Linked DNA regions of Homo sapiens: region 1 is linked to region 2. The links are chromatin contacts, found by Hi-C or POLR2A ChIA-PET in ENCODE. All regions are on one chromosome and are shown on one strand. The core of a region is the stretch at or near the end of the contact, and the rest is flanking DNA. Distances in the headings are between cores, read along the strand shown.

What was found. A loop is a pair of places that touch in the nucleus more often than their neighbours do. ChIA-PET counts read pairs that join two places held with the same protein, here RNA polymerase II (POLR2A). Pooled maps may share reads with other maps.
Region 1: a loop to region 2 is called in a pooled map, with 7 times the contacts of the local background. The contact joins the promoter of SEMA4B here to the promoter of ZNF710 in region 2. A Hi-C loop is called at or near these places in 1 of 168 maps with a recorded cell type or tissue (prostate gland) and 5 of 50 pooled maps. POLR2A ChIA-PET finds 5 or more read pairs at or near these places in 3 of 52 experiments (GM12878, MCF 10A and naive thymus-derived CD8-positive, alpha-beta T cell).

Annotation. Positions count from the first base shown.
Region 1 is chr15:90,198,326-90,205,083 of GRCh38, forward strand. SEMA4B (semaphorin 4B) reads left to right here and starts at 3,005. Exons shown (of 14, transcript NM_198925.4): 1 at 3,005-3,410. The coding sequence starts at 3,254. RefSeq lists an enhancer at 2,553-3,524 and a silencer at 2,697-3,456.
Region 2 is chr15:89,996,847-90,003,588 of GRCh38, forward strand. It overlaps ZNF710 (zinc finger protein 710), which reads left to right and starts at 4,478. Exons shown (of 5, transcript NM_198526.4): 1 at 4,478-4,768. RefSeq lists silencers at 3,930-4,099, 4,508-4,676, 5,092-5,591 and enhancers at 5,291-6,059, 6,060-6,742.

The DNA.
Region 1 (6,758 bases), core at 1,755-4,254, 200 kb after region 2:
ATCCAGTACTTACTGAAGTCCTGCTTACCATGTGCCAAGCACTATTCTAGAGGCTTGAGATACATTACTTAACAAACCAAATAAGCAAAAATCTCTGCCCTCTCAGTCAGCATTCTGGGGGAGATGGGATGTCAGACAATAAAGAAAAACCATAACTAATATATCGTATGTTATTCAGTGATGAGTGCTCTGAAAAAATATCTCAAGGTATTTTTAAGGAGATAAGGGGCATATTAGGAGGAAGTTCAGATTCTTCAAGGTGATAAATGAGCAAAAGGAAGCAAGGGACTCAGTCCTGTGGTTATCTAGGGGGAGAGTGTGCCAGGTGAGGGAGCAGCCAGGTCAAAGGCCCTGCTGGTTCGGGCTACTATATATGTACCTGGTGTGGATGAGTGAGGGGAAAAGTAGTAGAGGATGCAGTGGTACTGGTGGTGAGGATGACATGGAGGGCTTTGCAGACCACTCCAAGTAAGGTCATTGTGAATGAGATGGGGGAACCCTTGGAGGGTTTTGAGCAGAGGAAAGCCCTGATCTGGCTTGTGTTGTGTGTTGTTTTGTTTAAGATGGAGTCTTGCTCTGTAGCCCAGGCTGGAGTGCAGTAGCACAATCTCAGCTCACTGCAACCTCCGCCTCCCAGGCCCCGGTTCAAGCAATTCTCCTGCCTCAGCCTCCCGAGTAGCTGGGATTACAGGCACACACCACCATGCCCAGCTAATTTTTGTGTTCTTAGTAGAGATGGGGATTCACCATGTTGGCCAGGCTGGTCTTGAACTCCTGACCTCAAGTGATCTGCCCGCCTCGGCCCACCAAAGTGCTGGGATTACAGGCGTGAGCCACCACCCCTGTCCTGGCTTGTGTTTTAAAGACTCACTCCAGCTGCTGTGTTGAGAATAGATTGTAGGGGAACCAAGGAGGAAACGGGGAGAACAGTTAGGAGGCCCTTGCAGTAACCAGGAGAAAGAGGGTGGTGCCTGGGCCCTAGGGAGCTGGGAAGTGGTCAGATTATAGATTTTCTAATGGACTGGATGTGAGGAGTGAGATAATGAGAGGAGCTGAGGGTTTTGGCCTGAGCAATTTAAAGATGGAATTGCCATTAAATGAAATGGGGAAGGCTGTAGGTGGAGCACATTTTTGAGAAGGGGGAGAGATCAGGAGCTTAGTTTGGGACATGTTGGGCTCGAGATGGTTTTCAGACAGCCAAGTAGAAATATTGAGGCCGGGTCAGGTGTGGTGGCTCACGCCTGAAATCCCAGCACTTTGGGAGGCCAAGGCAGGTGGATCACGAGGTCAGGAGTTCAAGACCAGCCTGGCCAACATTGTGAAACCCTGTCTCTATTAAAAATACAAAAAATTAGCGGGGTGTGGTGGCATAAACCTGTAATCTCAGCTACTCGGGAGGCTGAGGCAGGAGAATCACTTGAACCCAGAAGGCAGAGGTTGCAGTGAGTGGAGATTGCACCATTGCACTCCAGCCTGGGCAAAAGAGCAAGACTCTGTCTCAAAAAAAAAAAAGTTGAGGCCTTTTGGAGTTAAGGGCTGAGCAGGGCTGGACTAGGCGGCAGATAGGGGTTTGGGTATCACTGGCTGTAGGTGGATTGAACCCATTTAGAGTAAGCATCCAAACCTGGGCAATAGTAGCACTGTGGGTGCTTGGTGCTGTCCATATCCCATGTGGAATTCTGTGTCCAGTTCTGGGAGCCCCTTTAAAAGGGATGCTGCTAGCCTGCACCATGTCCACAGAAGGTGATGGAGGTACAGAAATCATGCAGCATGAGGAAACTTAGCTGTAAGAAAGGAGACCTGGGACCATGTGGGTGCTGTGCCCACCCTCTTGACAGCATCCCTGTTGTGGGAGCAGATGTGGCAGACCCTGAAAGTCGGGAGGAGAGGAAAAGAGGTGCTCTGAGGAGGCTGATTTTGGCTGGGGGTGAAGAGGAGCTTTCCTGCAATTGCAGCAAATTTATGGAGCGATGGTCTCTACTGCCATGGAAATAACTAGCAGAGGCTTTCACTCTTTTGGACTCTTAACTACAGGAGGAACTACTACATTTTTCTGTAATCCTGTGCACACTTAGGAAAAGTTGAAGTAGCTTTCCCAAAATTACTTATCCTTTGAGATTATTGCTTAGATAGTTTCTATGTTTTGTTTGTTTCTTAATGCTGTTGGGATCCACTAAATTGATTTCAGAATCTGCTAATGGTCCAGGCTGCAGTTGGAAACCCCTGGTCTCAGCAGAGCTGAACTCCACCCGTGGAGATGTTAGGAGCCAGGAGGATTAGGGGTGGGTGCCTCTGGGCTTCCACTCCAGTCTTAGGGGTTCCCTTCCCCTGCCGGGTCACGTGCAGGTTGTGAAGGTTTTACCTCCTCAGCAGTACATTAAATCCTATTATCCCACTTAAGCTAATCTTGCCCTTCCCCCACCCGAGGGCTTCGCGTGGACAGAATATTAAGCGGACAAGCCCGCAGGGTGCCTAGACTAAGTGCTGAGCTTGTAGTGAATGCCCAGCCATGACTTGCAGTGGATTGACCTGTGCAAAAATTGGACTCTCAAGCTGCTAGCCCCAGTGTCAGCACGAGCTCGGCCGAGTTCATTTGGTCGCAGGAACAAGGGGGTCGCCAGGAGCAAGAGCGGAGGGGGCGCCTAAAGGGAGGAGACCAAGGCCTAATCACCATCCGCCCCCTAACTCCCTAGGCGCATAGCGGGGACGCAGCGTGTCCCCAAACCAACGCCACTAGCAGAGGGTCCCAGAGGAGCCGGAAGGGGCCAGGGCCTGGGCGGCGGTGGGAGGGTCTGAGCAGTGGGGGCGGGGAGCTGGGGGTCGGCTTTCGTCCGCGTCCCAGCGCTCCGGCGGCCGCCGGGGCTACTGATCCCGGGCTTGGCCCCTGCGGCAGCGCCCCGAGCTGCCGCCCCTCGCGCTGCCAGCGCCCGGGAAGGAGGAAGGGGGAAGGGGGCGGGCCGGCCGGGCTCACGGCCGACTTCCTCCTTCAGCCCCGCCCTCCGCCGCTTGCGGGTGAGCTCTGCCCAAGCCGAGGCTGCGGGGCCGGCGCCGGCGGGAGGACTGCGGTGCCCCGCGGAGGGGCTGAGTTTGCCAGGGCCCACTTGACCCTGTTTCCCACCTCCCGCCCCCCAGGTCCGGAGGCGGGGGCCCCCGGGGCGACTCGGGGGCGGACCGCGGGGCGGAGCTGCCGCCCGTGAGTCCGGCCGAGCCACCTGAGCCCGAGCCGCGGGACACCGTCGCTCCTGCTCTCCGAATGCTGCGCACCGCGATGGGCCTGAGGAGCTGGCTCGCCGCCCCATGGGGCGCGCTGCCGCCTCGGCCACCGCTGCTGCTGCTCCTGCTGCTGCTGCTCCTGCTGCAGCCGCCGCCTCCGACCTGGGCGCTCAGCCCCCGGATCAGCCTGCCTCTGGGTGAGTGCCGGGGACCCGGGGACGCGGGCCGGGGGAAGGAAGGCTGCCGGGGACGTGCCTCGTGCGGAGGTGGCCGTGACAAAGGACCAAGGAGGGGACCTGTCGGAGGCACGGGATCCATTAGGACCCCTTCTTTTTTCAAGGCGCTGCGCGGAGGGAGGGAGAGGAGAGGGGAGCTGTGGGGCCGCTGGCCCCTTTCTTCAGTTTTCTTTCTGCGTAGGGATGGGGTCTAGCCCGCTCTGTCGTCCCCCCTAGTTCCCTTAGGAGGATGCACTTTCGGCGGGGTCCGCCTGCCCATCTACTTGTCTTTGATGCTGACCAGAGCCGACCGCGGTGCCGCCCCCGAGGGCGGCTCGGGGTAGAGGGAGGCCACTGCTTGCAGTCCTATAAACACTGGGGTTCTGGTATTCCCAGCAAGTCGCAGCAGGGCCGGGAGCTGTGGTGGGCGGGCAGGCGCCCGATCCTCCCTCTCCGCCCCTCCATCCCTGGCTTGCCAGTGCAGCCCCAAGCCCCAGCATGGAGAGACCTCCAGGCCCTGGGAGCGACCAGACTGCGGATGGGGGCAGCTCTGGGCGCTGACATTCCCAAGTCCTGGGAGCGAACAGACTGCGGATGGGGGCAGCTCTGGGCGCTGACATTCCCAAGTCCTGGGCGCGACCCCTCCTCAGAGTGACCTGGGAGTAGCATCCTGGTTGGCTGGGTTCCTTTCCTGGTCCTCACATCTGCTTCTGTGGCCACCTCCTGTTTCAGCCCTCCGCCCTTCCCTCTCCTTTTCCCTTCCATCCGGTTGCTTCTCCAGCTCTTCTTGGGGCACTTGGGCTTTAGATTCAGAGGGTCCTGGATCCCAAGCCCATTTCTTCCACTGGGCAAGTAAGTGCCTTCTGCTCCCAGTGCCCCACCTTTCTCATCTGCAAAATAGGCAGTCGTAGGTGCCTTGCAAGGTGTGTTACTCGGGTATGAAGTTTATAAGTGCCCAACAGATGTATCCGCAAGCCCTTTAACTTGTTGGTTGTCATATTGTATGACTTGGAATAAAGCATGTATGAATTAGAGGTTACAGACTGAAACTGTCCCAGACTTCCATCTCCTCACAGCATCCCCACCTCTAAAAGCATCCTGTTTACAAAGGGAAATAGTAGAATCAGCACTTAAATTAAGGCAGGGCCCTAGCGGCTTCAAGTAACCCTACCTGAACCCCTGTCTGAAATACTGCAGATGACCTGGGTTCAAATGCTACCTCAGCCACTTAGTAACCATGTGACCTTGAGCAGGCTACTTAAAGTTTCTGGGTCTTGATTTCTTCATCTGTAAAACAGGTATAATAACAGAACCTACCTCAAGGTAGTGAGGATTAAATCAGCTCGTGTTTGAAAAGTCGTTAGGACAGGGCCTGGTACGGGAACCGCTGAATGAGTGTTACTCAGCTCAGAGTTTACTTCTGTACATCTTGCCCAGATCTGGGGTGATTCTGCCTGGGGTTAGGACAGGGTTGGGGTGTTAGTTTGACTGTAGCCCCTTGGGTGCTTCAGCTTGTGAAGTCAGGATGAACAGGTGTAACCAGCCCCAGGCCTGCTGTCTTGCTACTTCTGTTGTGGCCACAACTCCCTTTGCCCTCAGACCCTCTCATTTTTGGGAGAAGGCAGGGTGAGATGGGGGCAGATGCTCCAATGGACTCCACTTATGGCCTTGGGAAAGCTGGGCCAGCTCATGGGACCATGTCAAAAGACGGTAGGTTTCATGTCCAACTCTGGAACTGGATGGGACAATCACAGGGTAGCTAGAAGGCAAAACTGGAGAGCAGCGAGGGGAATCGAGGGGACCTGCTTCCCGAGGAGCAGCTAGAATACTTGGTTATTATTACCAATGCAGCTGCAGGACCTGGTCCACTTCTACAAGCCCGTGACTGTTCCCAGGCTTCTGTCACGCACCAGCATTCACCTGTCAGGGCTGCCGTAGGTGGGCTTGCATTTTGTGCATTGTACCAAGGTGCCCAGCTGAGGGTTGAGAGGACCTGAAATGCAGTCCACACTCAGCTCTCCAACCTAAGAGTCCTGGAGCAAAAGACCCCTTCTGCTATGTTCTTGGGGCTAGGTCTGCCCGGAGTGGCCCATTTTTCCAGTCCCACCAAAGCCCTGGAATAGTGTAGTGGCACCTAGCTACCTGAACTTGTGAGCACGTATCTATAGTCGACTGAGTTGCCACTATACCCTGGAGTGCCCCCTCTCTGGGCTTCCTCCTGGCCCTCATACCCACCTCCTACTCTTACCTACGTGCAGGTCCTAGGGCTGGCTGGGAGTCCGAGAGGGGAATGCCCTGGTAACTGAACAGGCTCACCCTTGAGTGTGGCCTAAGGCGGTTTCCTGCCTCATCCCAGGGGGCTCATTAGATGTTCCTGGCAGTGTGCCCATCCTGGGCAGGCTCGTGGTGACCATGGGACGCCGGGCCCAGGGCCCTAGTGCCCTCCCTTGCATGCATCTTAGGAGAAAGAGTCATGGAACTGGATATTACACACCCCTCTTTCCTCCTGCCACTCACTCCTCTACTGAATTCCCACCCATGCCCCGTAAGGACCCAGATGCCTAGGGACAGTGGGGCTATGTCTGTGGTTTAAAACAAAATCCCTTGAAGTGGAGCGTCCAGCTTGCCCTGCATCTGGGGTCCTTCATAGGGAACCCTAATTATTGTTGATGAACAGCACATTCCTGGGGTGCTTAAGATGCAGGGAGCCGATTTGTGGCCTCGCCCAGTGGCCAGTAGGGAGAGGAGGATGAGGGGACAGCCACTGGGGGCTCCACAGTCAGCTGGAAATCTCTGAAAGGAACACTTCAAAGAAGTGTGTGGAATTTGGGTTCTCTTGCGTTGGAACTACCATGCAGAGCTCCAGGACCAAAGCCTCGGTCAGGAGCAGGAGTGGTGCTGAGTAGAAACAATGGCGCCCAGTGCTTCCCAGCCTGGCCACGTGGGGAGAAACAAAACACGCCTCCTCTCATGGCCCTCCAAAGTCTTTTTGGGCCACCTTATTTGGACACTTAATGGGAGTTATTATTATTGTTATTTTGAGATGGAGTTTCGCTCTGTCTCCCAGGCTGGAGTACAGTGATGCCATCTCCGCTCACTGCAGCCTCCACCTCCCAAGTTCAAGTGATTCTCCTGCCTCAGCCTCTCGAGCAGCTGAGACTACAGGTGCCCGCCACCATGCTTAGCTAATTTTTGTATTTTTGTAGAGATGGGATTTCACCATGTTGTCCAGGCTGGTCTCGAACTTCTGACCTTAGGTGATCTGCCCATCTTGGCCTCCCAAAGTGCTGGGATTACAGGCATGAGCCACCACATCCGGCCTTAAAGGGA
Region 2 (6,742 bases), core at 3,228-5,727:
AACATGTTGAAAGAGAATTCCCAAAGGGAAACCCTGTCTACACATTCTGGCTCAGACACTCCATGGTAGTGACCTTAGGAAGTTTTTAAGCTTTTCGGTGCCTCAGCCTCCTCCTCTGTAAAATGATAATGACACCTACCTCAAATAAAGTGCTTAGCCCAGCCTCGCACTAAGGTGGCTGTACAGGTATGTTTATCAAAGCAGGTTCATAAAAGCGAAAAACCTGCAAACATCCCATGAGTCTAACAATTTGTTTAAACAAATTAAGATACACACATACCATGGAATAATATCATTCACTAAGAATGACAATGTGGGCTGGGTGAGGTGGCTTATGCCAGTAATCCCCACACTTTGAGAGGCTGAGGCAGGAGGATTGCTTGAACCTAGGAGTTCGAGACCAGCCTGGGCAACATAGCAAGACCCAGTCTGTACCAAAAAACAAAAAGAAAAAATACAGCCGAGCATGGTGGCACACAAATGTAACCCTAGTTACTCGGGAGGTTGAGGTGGGAGGATGGCTTGAGCCCAGAAGTTCGAGGCTGCAGTGAGCTATGATCATGCCACTGTAATCCAACCTGGCTGACAGAGCAAGACCCTGTATCCAAAGAAGAATGTGGATGTTTACAGACCAGAAGATAATTTGTGACATATACCGGGTGAAAGTAGCTGCAATTCAGTAGGTGTAGTGTTATGCCATTTTTGTTAATTTTGTAAAAATAACATGCTTATACATAGAGTCATCATTTGCTTAATGATATTGACTTTGTACAGTTTTATTATGGTGTGCACTTACATGTAGCCACTAGGATATAAAATGTCCAAGGATATACACCGAAATATGTCTCTAGATAGGGTTCGTTTTCGAATTCTTTCACAATGAACTTGTGTTGTAAAGAAATAACAGAGGGCTGGGCGCAGTGGCTCATGCCTGTAATCCTAGCACTTTGGGAGGCCGAGGCAGGCAGATCCCCTGAGGTCAGGAGTTTGAGACCAGCCTGGTCAACAGGGCAAAACCCTGTCTCTACTAAAAATAAAAAAAAAATTAGCTGGGTGTGGTGGCACATACCTGTAATCCCAGCTACTCGAGAGGCTGAGGCAAGAGAATCGCTTGAACCCAGGAGGCGGAGGTTGCAGTGAGCCAAGATCGTGCCACTGCACTCCAGCATGGGTGACAGAGCGAGACTCCCACTCACGAAAGAAATAATAGAAGTGTAAAATGTTTACAAAGCAGGAACTGGAGCTGTGGTATCTGCCTGGATCCTTGAGGGCATTTGGCTGGTGCCAAGTTCATGTGCAGGTCACTTGGAGAACCAATAATCCAACCAAAGGACTAAGAGGTTTTGGGAGCTTTAAATCACGTTGTGGAGAAGTCAATAATCACCCCCTATCCCTCCCCTGCTCCTCCAGTGCAAACTTCTGTGATTACGTCTCTCTCCTGAGCAAACATAGCCAGGTGCCTGCTCCCAGGGGCCTTCCTGGATTTCATGAGGCCCATCCTCTCCTGATTCCTATTTGTTCCTCAGGCAGGCTACAACTCTGCTGATCAGGCTGGGCCTTGATAACCAGTCATCAAGCTCTGGTCATGTTCCTGAGAAGCCACCTGGCCATCTTGATCGGATGTGGTGTTCACCAATCCCAGCCTCCCAGTGGGACACTGGTCATCTTTGAAGGAATGCTTCCCCCTCAGTCAGCTCATCATGTTTCTGGTGTGGTGAGTCACTCTGGTTTCAACCCTGAACGTAATCTTATTTCCAGGTCATCGGGGCACTACCCAGTCACTCCCTGATTTGTAGTAATAGTAAATAAAAGCTACCGGGGATTGGTGCTTATGTACCGGACACCATGCTAGGTGTGGGGTTTGAGCCTCACAACAAACTGTGAAGCAGGTATTTTTATCCCTATTTTACAGAAAAGTTAGAGAGGTTGACTTGCCCAGGAATATGCAGCAGGTAAGCCTGGGCCCTTAAACTAAGACACTGTCTCTGCAATCCACAGGTCTTCTTACCTGCATTTTATATGTCCCGAAATTAAGTCGAAGTTATTCACTGAAGTTATGTTATTCATTTACATTCATGAAGTTAGCAAGTGGGAGGGGCTAAAATCTGAATATTTCCCTGACACCCTCCCCTTTTTCCCACTTGTGCTCTATCCTCACTCTCCCCCCACCCACTTGTATTCTAAGCTGCAGTAAACACTTCAACTCTTGACAGTTCTAAGAACCTGTAATAATGTGCCGTCTTGCCCTGGGGCCTTTGGACAGACTGTTCTCTCCCATGCATTTGGCTAGCACAGCCTAATCTAGACACGACCTCCTCCAGGAAGCCACACCTGACCACCTTAGTCCAAGCACCCTCTTAGGAGCTTTCTTGGTTCACTCTTGCCTGTATCGCATGGCACTGAGGTTGCTGTCTTCTTTTCTTGCTCCTTCGCCTGCAAAGCCAAAGGCCAAAGCAAGGACTGCGTCTTGCTGATGATTCGGTCCTCAGCAGCCAGCACCTTCGCCGGCACGGGGTAGGTACTCAGTAGGCATTTGTTAAGTGCATGCTTGGCTCTAAGAGCTGCATTCTGCTTTTTTGGAGGATGCAGCTTGGGTGTACTAAGTGGGAGGCTGCAAGTGATGACGGAAATGTGGTTTCCTGCAGACCTGGGCAAAGGCCCTGGGGTCATTGGGGGCTCAGGGTGCTGATGTTAAAAGACCATGGTGTCCTTCTTGTTGAACCAAACTCTCAGGCTACTGTTTCCTCACTCCTCGTCAGAGACAAATGTGTTCTGAGTGACTGGAGTCATAGCTCAGAGCACCAGGAGCTGGTTTAGGGTGGGGCGAGGGGCCGTGGCCTTGGGGCTCTCGTTTCTAAAGGCCCAGGGCTCAGGGCTGGGGGGAGGGGTGAGGAGTGGCAGGTCGTGTCCCCGGGAGGCTGCAGTCACTGGGGGAGAGACAATGGGGCTCAGCATCTGCTCCTCCCTGGGAGAAGGGACCCTTCAGTGAAAAGCCAGGGAGAGCAGGGAAGTGTGGGAGGAATTGATGAGGAGAAGGGGTGGAGCCAAGGAGATGCAGCCGGGAGGAAGGAAGGGAAGGGAAGGAAGGGAAGAGGGAGGGGAGAGGATCCAGGCTTTCCTTCCTCCCGGTGACCTGGTCCTGAGCCGCAGCTTCCCTTGCATTGTTCCCTGAGTTTGCTCTCGGGGCCCACCGAGACCTCACGTTTCTCCCCCTGGCTGCAGCCCCAGTCCGAGGGCCCGGCATCCAGCAGGTGCTCAATACTTACTTGGGAAAATGACAAATGTGACCAACTTTGCTTTGGGAACTTTCCCCCGTCTTCTCCCCACTCCTCCGGAGAACCCGAGGACAGAGCAGGTCTTGGGAGCACGCCCGGGCGCCCCATGAATAATTGACCCTTCCTGGCGGCACTGCCCGGCTCTGTCCGAGGGCTCCGGACCCGCCCTGCGTTGCAGTCGAGAAACGGCTCGGAGTGGCGGGTGTTCTGGAGGTTGGAGGCCTGGTGTCCGGCCTGCGCCGGAGCTGGAGGGCGGCGAGGCTGTGCCAAACCCCGCGGCCCCTCAGGGAGCCGAGAGGGACCTGACGGCCGCGCTGCCAGCGACCACGCCTCGGCGCCCCCCAGCAGTGCGCCCCGGGGCCGAGGCCCAGGCCCTGGGCTCGGGGACCCCGCCAGCCCGCCGATCCCAGCAGCTGCCCTGAGCCCCTTCTCCACCCGGGCCCTGGCGCTCGGAGCCCGCGCCGCTCCCTCGAGTCAGGCCGTCCAGGGCTCTGCTAACAGCTGTTTAAAGGCTTTTGCTGTTCAGTGCTCTGCGGGGATGTTTGTTCCAGGCCCATCTGCCTACTTTAAAAATACATAAGTGAAGCACACACACCCAGCTTGCCACCTCTGGCTGGGGAGGGGCGGGCTCGGCGGCCCTCGCTCGCACTTGGGAAGGAACCGGCACCCAGGAGCCGCACCCGTGCCCCAACACCCGCACCGGCTCTCCTCTCCAGAGGACGCCCCTGGCTTCCCTTGGGGGGGGCGGGGCGCAGGGCCCCCGGGCCCCCTTTGTACCGGACAGGGCCGGGCCCCCCATTTCCAAGCGAGGTCTGCCTCTTCCCCGCTTCAGTTAATCTTTGTTCCCCTTTTCTGCTGAGAGGAGAAAAAAAAAAGAGAGAGAGAGAAAGAAAGAAAAGAAGGAAAAAAGGCGTGACTTGATTTTCAAACGAAACTCCCACAGCAAACAAAACCCTTTTAGAGAAATAAGAAAGGAGGAAGAAGGAAGAAAAGAGGGAAGAAAAAAACAGGAGAAAGAAAACCCTTCAGGCTTTCAATTCGAGTGGGAGAGTTGAACCGAAAGAAAGAGAAAGAAAGGAAGAAAAATCCTCTGCGGTAGAAAGAGAAAAGAAAACTTGGGCTGACAAGAGGGAGGTGTTGGGGGTGGAAGGAAGTGAGAAAACAAAAGAGAGATAAAAGGGCTGCTTTTCTGTCTCTCTCTTCCTCTGCGAGCTGGCTTAGGAGGAGCTGTTTTGCATCCCTTCACGTCAGCCCTGCCTCATTCCCTTCTTCCAGGGAGGGAGAGAGCGCGAGCGAGAGAGCGAGCGAGAGGAGGGGGGAGAGAGAGAAAGAGAGGAGCCGGAGGGAGGGCGGCAGGAGCAGGCGGCGGGCGCGCGTGGAGGCGGGCGGCGGGCGCACAGCAGCAGCCCGGGCGGTGGGCAGCCAGGAGCCCCCGGCCCGGCCCGGCCCGGCCCGCCGAGGGCCCCAGCGCAGGAGCCGCGCCCGGACCCAGGGTGAGTGTCCCGCGCGGCCCCCCGCCCCAGCCCCAGCCCCAGCCCCGCAGCCCCGCGCTGCCGGCCGGCGGGGGCGCGGGGGGCGCGGGGGTGGGTCGCTGCGGCCGCGGCCGACCCGCCCCCCGCCTCTCCCTGGGGACGGCCGCGCGCAGGCCCGCGCCGCGCTGCAAACATGTCGTCTTTTCCTTTCACTTCCACATTCCCTCATGCCGGAGAGCTGGAGGGAGAGAGGGAGAGCCGGGGAAAGAGGGAGAGATGGCGTCTGGGGTGGGGGGGAGGGAGAGGAGGGGGAGGGGGAAGGGAGAGGGAGGGAGCGAGCGAAAGAGGGCGAGAGGGAGGAGAGCGCGCGAATGAGAGAGAGAGAGAGAGAGAGAGAGAGAGAGGCAAAAATGAAAGGAAAGCGTCGCGGCGGCGGCGGCGGCGGCGCGGGAGGCCCGGGAGGCGACGGTGGCGGAGGCTCTCGGGCCCGCACGTGGGTGTCCCGGTGCTGGGTGCGCTCCCCCCACACCCGGCCCGGGACTCAAAGTTTCACCCCCTCGCCGCCCCGCCCCTACGGCTGCCCACAAACTTTATTCTCGGAGCGGGTGGGGTTGTTGCGCGTCCCAGCCGGCCGGGGGTGGGGGAGAGCTGAGCGCGCCGCTGGCGGGGCTGGGGGCGTCCCCGAGGGCCACTGGCCGCCGCACGCTGGGCGCCGCGGGATCTCCGCCGGGACAGCGTCGGGGCGCCGCGGGCCGGGGACCCAGGACCGGCGCTCGCTGTCTGGGGGCGTGGGGGTGGGGGTGGCGGGCGGGGTCCCTACGGCCCGTCTTGAGCCTCCCGCGGCTCAGCCCCCCTTCCTCCTCGTCGCCCTCTCTCCGTCTTCTCGCGGTCATTTTCCTAATTGGATGGAGCTGTGGGGCGTGAGCACCAGCGTCAGATCGGGGCCCTCAGGCTACCAGGTGGGCGCGCGGGCTCGGGGACCGACGGGGCAGCCCCAGCCTCCCCACCCTAGGCGCACAGATCCCGCAGATCCGGCCCTTGGGCCACCGCCCCCTTCACCGCGGACTTGCTAACTAGTGCGTATCGGGTTTTTTTCCAACTTGCCTTTTAAGATGACTTTTATGGGCGCTGCAACTGCTTCCCTCCAGTCTAAGCTGTAGTTTGGAAAGATTTAAGAGGCCAGGGAGGTGCTTGTGTGGATTTTAACCAACCTGAAAGGGTCATTCATGTATCTCTAGGATTTGCGAGACGGTTAGGGCAAGGCGTAGCAGTATCCGGGGTGCCTTTTCTTTTTTCTTGATATGGAGTCTTGCTCTGTCGCCCAGGCTGGAGTGCAGTGGCGCGATCTCGGCTCACTGCAGCCTCCGTCTCCCGGGTTCAAGCGATTCTCCTGCCTCAACCTCCCCAATAGCTGGGACTACAGGCGCACGCCACCACGCCCGTTTAATTTTTAATTATTTTTAGGAGAGACGGGGTTTCACCATATTGGCCAGGCTGGTCTCAAACTCCTGACCTCGTGATCCGCCCGCCCCGGCCTCCCAAAGTGCTGGGATCACAAGGACTCTTCGAGGTACTCGTCCTACTGGGTCTGAGGGAGGCCTGCCGGGCAATCCAGTGAGGGACCAACGTCATGGCCCACCCTTGAGCTGCAGGCCGAGTGCCCACCTGCAAAGGGCACCCTGAGCACCTTTCTTGCTGTGCAAAATGGAAACTCCCGGCCGGTATCGACCTGCAGTGTACATAACTAGTCCCTGTGGGCATCTGGGAAATTCACAAAACTCCCCCACAGGTGTGCGGAGAAGGACTTTGTGCTCTTGGGGGTCACTCAGCCAGCTTTGAAGCTGCCCTCTCAGTCCTGCATTTGTACACGTGTAAGTAAAACCAGTCAAAGTTCATTTCTGCCAAGTAGAGGGCTGGGGGTCTGTGTCCCTATTGCATCTTCACCAGGGGGCCTAGAGAACCAATGGGGCCACGTGGGAGAAGGGAAGAAGAAAA